3 separate regions of the Homo sapiens genome follow, and all the other regions are linked to region 2. A link is a loop called in an ENCODE intact Hi-C map of the cell type or tissue named here. Cell type or tissue: heart left ventricle. All regions are shown on one strand.

Region 1 (2,500 bases), 100 kb after region 2:
CACAAGGTGTGCACTCTTAACTTGGGTAAGTAGGCTGTATTAGTTTGTTTAGGCTGCCCTAACAAAGTAGCACAGTCTGGGTGGTTTAAGCAGACATTTATTTTCTCATGGGTTGGGACTTCAACATGTGAATTTTGGGGGAACAGAATTCAGCTCTTAACAGTGGCATGGCTCTGCAGATTGGCCGTGCCTCTCTACTCACTGCCACCTCGCACGAAGTCCTGCATCTCCACACTCCCTCTTGCACTTAGTGCCATAGAGCTTTGCAAGATTTGCCAAACTCATAGGTGTGAGGTGGTCTTATTGTTGTTTGAATGTGTATTAATGATTTAAAATCTCTTCATATGCTTATTAGCTTTTTACGTTTTCTCTTCTGTTAATTGTCTGCACATTTTCTAGTGGGGTTGCTCTTACTTGCTGATTTACAGGAATTTCTTCTGTTATTAATCCCTTAGTGGTTTCTGGCATCATAAATATCTCCTCCCATTCTTTTAACTTTGCCCATGAAATCCTTATTTGTATATAGTCAAATTCATCAATCATTTTGCCTTAAGGCAGTCCTTTTCCGCCACAAGCCACAAAGATAATCTTCAAGTTCTGCAACATATTCCACAGATTTTGCCGTCCACATTTGACTTAAGAAGTCCTTTTCCACCACAAGCCACAAAGATAATCTTCAAGTTCTTCAATGTATTCCACAGAATTTGCCGACCACATTTGATCCCAGCAATGTCTTGGTGCTGACTCAGCAGAGCCAGGTGGGCTCCTTAGAGCCTCTCCTCCACTAGCACTGCCCAAAGATGCTTGGCAGCTGTCAGGTAGCACTTCTGCTACCTGGGCCCCTTCAAGGGGTAGGCCCCAAGAAAAAAGAAGGCAACTCACCAGCCAGAACTTCTCATCCAGCCCTCCTGGCATAGAAGGAACATCTTTTATTCTTTGTGGGTATTGCCAAGTGGGGGACAGCCACTTGTTTCCTCCTCAGGGGAAACAGAGCTCCAAACTTTACTGTCACTGGCTCCCTAGAACAAGCCTCAGCTTCTCAACCTGAGCAAAAAAGTGGTTAAAGCAGATGGTGTCTGAAAACTATCAACTACCAAATCCCAGCACCCAATAACTCAGATGTTTATTTTGGAAGTCACTGCCTTCCTCCAAAAGATTCTGATTCAGGACAGATGGTGCAGAGACTCTTGGAGAGTGAATTCCCCAATGTGTTTAGAGGATGGTCAGGAGAGGATAGTGCATTTGCTTTCTTTCTGGGAATTTTATTAGCTGCTATAGGAACAGCCTTTGCTAAAGGCCACCTTCCCTTGGCTGGAAACCTGAGGAGGTGGCCGGCAGCTGCGCCCCCTGGTGGCCATTCTGTGGTCAGGCTGGTCCTGGGAGATGAAACTTCACCTTCACAGTAGACAAGAGCCCAAAACGCGGAGCACGGAAAGTGCCTGCTGCACATAGCAGGGCAGGGGCAGAGCCTGCAAACTGGGGAGGCCTCCCAGCCCCCAGGGCATTGTTGTGACTGCTATTTTGGTTGGGGGTTAGTACTAAAGACTATTTGAGCCCTTGCGCCTGTCTAGGCCTCACTGGACAAGATGACCTGACTTTCACTTCTTTCAACAACCCCCTCCCATTATGTCAGGCCCACATCACACTGTCTAGCAAAGGATCCATAACTCGGAATTTTTCACATAAGTGCAAAGACACATGTTAATAAACACTTTAGATTTATTCTGCCATTTCTGAAGCCACCTCATTTAATTTATACATAGGATATAAATGGCTATACATTTTTACACACTTTTATACAAGTTTAGGTTGTACTACTGAGTTTGTTAAAATGTACCCATTATTTACTCAAAATATTTATTGTTACAAGAAAACCGTAAGAAGCTTGTGTAACATGAACAGCAAGTATTGAAAACGAATATGTAAAGTAAATGGTTTTGCCCTGACTAAATCAGCCTCAGTATTTTATGCTTTTAGTAGAAAAGCCCATTAAACAAAATAGAATCCTGGGGGATCAAATCATATGAATGATTCATGAAATAACACTTCTGAAGCAACCCCAGAATCATATAAATGTAAGGGTTAAAGGTCATATGTACTAAGCATGGGTCAGAGGAATAGAATGGATTTGTTAATTTTACCCTAAATAAAAGGCGCTTGTGGGCAACAGCTCTGCCATCAATACACATGGGCAGATGTTTCCGAATCCAGCCATTCCCAGATTTCACTGACATGCCCTTTTCCACAGGCTCCCTGCTGATGAGATTTCCCCAGCAGCAGAAGTTTGACATCACTGCTCCCGGATGGGAGAATCAGAGCTCTCCTCATTTGGGTCAGGGGTGGCTGGCTCACGAGGTTTGGTCCAACCAGCAGAACCAGCTCCTTGGATCCTGGAATAAACCAAACATCAATGGTACCATGCGCTCTGTGCCCAGGGAGTGAAAGGCAGGTCCAGGGTGGGAAGAAGAGGGGCTGCTACCTTTTGGAGTGAAAAAAATGA
Region 2 (2,500 bases):
ATGCATGGGCTGAGGGATTCCAGAGCAGGAGCCCGCTGCAGCAGCCTTGTGATGTGAGGGCAGTGCAAGGCAAAGACATTGCCAGTACCATGGAGATGGTGAGCCCACCACAGCGAGTGCTCAGGAGTCTCCTGCCATCATTGGCATCAGCAGTAGTCTGCCAGGAATGCAGGAACACATCAAGATGTGTGAAGGGGGATTAGGCGATGCATTTTGGACACTCAGGATGGGCACCAAAGGGAAGTAATGGCCCCAGAAGAGTGCCAGCAATGCCTCCCTCGCAAATCCCCACATATTCTAAGCAGCCAGGCTGCAGGACTGCTTCTCATTTGGAGTGGAAGTAATTTGCAAGAGTGGTGGGAGCTGTTTCTCCCAGCTGCAGAAAATATTAACGTCTTGTGGAAGACTCTTTCAGCAGAATCTTAGGTCCATGGGTCACGAAGTCTGGAAAGTTGACAAGGCTTTGGGGTGGTGTGATGAAGAAGCATCTCTCTTTGTATTTTTTCTGATTTTGCTGTCTTCCTTCTTCATCAGAAAACACGTACTCTGCCATGGGCTGTAGCTAGTGACAGCAACATGGGAGCCGACCAAAACACCCCCTGGTGTTAGATGTGGTATAGCCAAGCAGTTATACAAGAGAGCTCTGAAGCCGACTTACTGGGTTCAAATCCCAGCTCTGCCTTACATTATCTGCATGATGTTGGACAAGTTGCTGAGCCTCTATGTGCCTCAGTTTCCCCACCTAGAAAATGAGGATAACAGGGTATGTTTTGCAGGCTTTTCTGAGGAATAAATGAATTAATAGATGTAAAGATCTTACAGCAAGCCTAAACCTAAACATAACAAGCCTCAGTAAATTATGATTCTGGAAGATTGAAGCTTAGCTTGAAAGCTGCTACAATGACACAATTAGTTCTGACAACTACACAAATTTATCAGTATAGAGGAAGAATCTCAGGCACAAATCCAGCCCTTTACCCAAGGCCTACAACCACTAAGTGACAAAGCAGTAATTCCCATTTTACTGGGTAGCTCCAAAGCTTGGGCTCCATTCCTCATGCTCCTCTCCTTTTATTACACGGATTGCCTAAAGCCTTAGGAACGTGGCGCCACTGCCACCTACTGGTGATGCTGCCACATGGCCCATGGCTGGGGCTCTCACTGAAGCCAATGGGACAGAGATGGAAAGGGTGTGCTCAGAACAGAGGACTGCCACAGGGCAGCCTGATCAGTGGAATGCGACAGGGTCCCAAAGGCTCTCTGGAAACCTTGTACCCAGAGGGCTTGGATTCTAATCTGAATCTGATCGCGGGATCAATCTCTCCTTCAAATAAAGGCACTTTGAGATCAATGTTGGCCAAGGTTTGTATGTGTTGCTAACACATTGTAAATCAAAAAATATCTGATATAGTTTGGCTCTGTATCCTCACCCAAATCTCATCTCTAACCGTAATCCCCATATGTCAAGGGAGGGACCTAGTGGGAAGCGATTGGATCATGGGAACAGATTTTCCCTGTGCTGTTCTCGTGATAGTGAGTTCTCATGAGATCTAATGGTTTAAAACTGTGGTACTTCCCCCTTCTCTCTCTCTCTCCTGCCACCTTGTGAAGAAGGTGCTTGCTTCTCCTTCTTCTACCATGATTGTAAGTATCTTGAGGCCTCCTCAGCCATGAGGAACTGTAAGTCAATTAAACCTCATTTATTTATGAATTACCCAGTCTCCAGTAGTCCTTTATAGCAGCATGAAAACAAACTAATACAGAAAATTGGTACCGGAAGTAGGGTTGGAGCCCCCACACAAAGCCCTCACTGGGGCACTGCCCAGTGGAACTGTGAGAAGAGGGCCACCGTCCTCCAGACCCCAGAATGGTAGATCCACCAACAGCTTGGACCATGCCCTTGGAAAAGCCACAGGCACTCAAAACCAGCCCGCAAAAGCAGCCACAGGGGCTGTATCCTGCAGAGCCACAGAGGCAAAGCTGTCCAAAACCTTGGGAACCCACCCCTTGCCTCAGCGTGTCCTGGATGTGGAACATGGAGTCAAAGGAGATTATTTTGGAGTGTTAAGATTTAATGAGGCCAGTGCAGTGGCTCACGTCTGTAATCCCAGCACTTTGGGAGGCTGAGGTGGGCAGATCACTTAAGGCCAGGAGTTCAAAACCAGCCTGGCCAACATGGAGACACCGTTTCTACTAAAAATACAAAAATTAGCCGGTGTGGTGGTGCCCACCTGTAATCCCAACTACTCGAGTGGGTGGCTGAGGCATGAGAATCTGGGAGGCAGAGGTTGCAATGAGCCGAGATCATGTTACTGCATTCCAGCTTGGGTGACAGTGTGAGACTGTCTCTCTCTCTCTCTCTCTCTCTCTCTCTCTCACACACACACACACACACACACACACACACACATACACACACAGAGATTTAATGAGTGCCCTACCAGGTTTTAGACTTGCATGGGGTCTGTGGCCCCTAAGTTTTGGCCAATTTATTCCATTT
Region 3 (2,500 bases), 320 kb before region 2:
TAGCCTTACCTTTTGATACTTTATCTCACTGGTCATATGCTTTAAGGAAAAAGATATCACATGGGCACAAGGACCCACACTGTAAATAGGTTGACCTTCAGCCCTGGAAACATGGAAGGACGGGTCAAGTCTCAACTTTTGGGCAACTGGAAGCATGCTCATAAGTGAGACATTATTCTGAGATTTCTTAGAAGGGACTTTTTTTTTTTTTTCTGGAGTCTGTTGCCTTCCCCACCACCAAACAGCATTGACACCAGATGATTCCAGCCTGTTGTGTGGGTGTGTCATGCGGGAATGTGTTGGTTCCCTGCCTGTTCTACTAGGGATAGGCTGGCACTGCCTTCTGTGGAGCTGCTGTGGAGACAGTTTGACCAGATCCATGTTTAGCCAAGAGATGCTACCGACTAGGTGTCAGCCCTGTTTAACCCCATGTTCCCTCAGTTACATGGTGGCATTTTGTGGCTGTGAGGTCTTTCCTAGAGATGAACTTCATGGGAACTCACTCTTTGCTTGATAGTGAGAAGAGGAAATGTTGCTTATTGTGGGCCCATCTTGAGCCTTTGGATGGTGGTTTATTGCTAGTGGGAGATGGGAAGAAATGTGAAAAATCTTCTGCCTTGAGGTTGGGCTATTGCTCTGCCTGGGGGAGGACATAGCTTCTGTTCCCAGCAGAGCTTTGCAAAGTGACGGAGCAGGTCTGGTCTTGTTTTTGGCTGGCTGAAATACCAAGTATGCTTGCTGTGACATTTCCCCCATGAGGCAGAGAAGTCCCAGCAGTGAGATAGAGTCCCCCCTCCAGGACTAAAGCTCCAACTAAAATTCTGAATGTCCTCACTTTCTCATTTTTAACCCTTTCCTTGACATTTTGGAAAACCATGCTGACTTCCTGAGTGGAAATGCTCTATGGCAAAGCTTTGCATATTGAATTGAGGGAGAGCAGTTAGTACGGAATGGTAGGAAGCTGCGGGAGGGGTGGGTGCTGACAGGTGTTCTCAGTGGGCTCCTGCCCAAAGGGTGATGAGTCATAACTCTACGTTCTCTTTTCTCACGAATCCGTATTTTTTTCACCTGTTGAATGGCCTTCTTATTTGACACAAAGTCTCTGGCATTGCTCTTCTTCCAGGCAGAGGTGTTCCATGTTCTACCTGAGTGTGTACAGGCCCCACAGTTACTGCCTTTCTGCCTTCCTGCCTTCCTGGCCTTGGCTCAAGCAGGGGGAACAGGGAAGGGACTGGTTCTCCCTGCTGTTCCTGCTTTGGTTCTGCAGTGAATCCCTGGCCCTGGCCCTGCAGTGAATCCCTGGCCCTGGCCCTTCCTGCTTCCTGTGACAGTAGCCTCCCGTGTGGAGCACCCCAGGATCTACTCCCACTGACTGCACCAGTCATTTCCTGTGTGTGTGCAGACATGCACGCATGTGCGAGTGAATGCTCATATGTAAGACTGGGCCTTTCTCCTTTAATTTTATCTTACCGTGTTTAGGAATACCTCATACTTTTGGTTCGTCCTCAGCATCTCCTCTTTATTTTCCCTGCTATTGTGTGGTTTTATTTGTCACAAGTATTTTTTTTTTTTCTCTCCTCTGCCCCTTCTAATATCTTGGAGAGGGATGGAGACTGAAGAGTGAGTTTGGTCCTCCACTTGATCCAGGTTCTTATTTTTGTTTTCTACTTCAAAGCGAGAACTTGGTACTGTGACTTTGATAAGAATTGACTTCAGGCCCAGCAAGATTTCTCATGCCTGTAATCCCAGCACTTTGGGGGGCCAAGGCAGGAGGATTGCGTGAGCCCAGGAGTTCGAGACCCACCTGGGCAACATAGGGACCTTGTCTCTACAAAAAATAAAATTAGCTGGGTTTGATGGTGCACATCAGTGGTCCTGGCTACTCGGGAGGCCAAGGTGGGAGGAATGCTTGAGGATCGGAGGTCAAGGCTGCAGTGAGCCAATATTGTGCCACTGCATTCCAGCCTGGGCAACAGAGTGAGACACTGTCTTAAAAAAAAAAAAAAGAATCAACCTCAGTAATATTCTTATCTTTTGAATAATTTTTCTTTGTTGAAGAGTCATTCCTAGAACAAAATACCAAGTTAACTCTCCTCTCCTGTCTAGTTGTGTGCACCACAGGCACTTGGTTTATTTATGGGTTGACAAAACCACTGCTGTTCCCATGGGCTGTTTCCCATCATAGGGAATGCCTTATGCAAATAGGCTGATACAGTGGATGATGCCAGAATTAGTTGATAGATAATTACCACTCACCCATTAGCACTTATTTAATTCAGTCTCTGTGTTCTGCTTTGATGAGTAAGCACTGGGATAGAGAAGTAGGGTACATATCCTGGTTATGTTTGCCATGTTGTCATGTTTGCATTTTAAAGGCCTGCATTAATGTGCTTTGTGTGAATTGGTTCTCCGTCACAGGCATTAGTATGCACCCCCTGAGCACAGCCTGGGCCAAGAGCTATGGGGTACAGGTGGTGGATCAAGGGTAGCTGTGTATGGA

Evidence for each region. A loop is a pair of places that touch in the nucleus more often than their neighbours do. Peaks named below come from ENCODE experiments on the same cell type or tissue, not always from the same donor. Only the 100,000 strongest peaks of a DNase experiment are listed, where the experiment ranks them.
Region 1: a loop joins it to region 2, with 4 times the contacts of the local background. A loop is called at or near these places in 26 of 110 quality-filtered maps.
Region 3: it touches region 2 in a loop (4-fold over the local background); 43 of 110 quality-filtered maps call a loop at or near these places.

What each region holds. Positions count from the first base shown.
Region 1 is chr3:42,546,268-42,548,767 of GRCh38, forward strand. SEC22C (SEC22 homolog C, vesicle trafficking protein) reads right to left here. Exons shown (of 7, transcript NM_032970.4): 7 at 1,702-2,500. Among named protein-coding and RNA genes, the nearest start is that of VIPR1-AS1, 15 kb to the left of the region's middle. In heart left ventricle, CTCF peaks have their summits at 1,358 (motif pointing left) and 1,573; a DNase peak (open chromatin) is centred at 1,374; H3K27ac peaks cover 335 bases.
Region 2 is chr3:42,442,897-42,445,396 of GRCh38, forward strand. No RefSeq gene overlaps it. Among named protein-coding and RNA genes, the nearest start is that of LYZL4, 34 kb to the left of the region's middle. In heart left ventricle, CTCF peaks have their summits at 1,123 (motif pointing left) and 1,338; a DNase peak (open chromatin) is centred at 1,135.
Region 3 is chr3:42,122,146-42,124,645 of GRCh38, forward strand. The region is part of intron 1 of TRAK1 (trafficking kinesin protein 1); the gene reads left to right. Among named protein-coding and RNA genes, the nearest start is that of TRAK1, 32 kb to the left of the region's middle. RefSeq lists enhancers at 365-544, 625-814, 935-1,204, 1,385-1,484. In heart left ventricle, no CTCF peak of the experiment used is centred here; a DNase peak (open chromatin) is centred at 1,297; H3K27ac peaks cover 914 bases.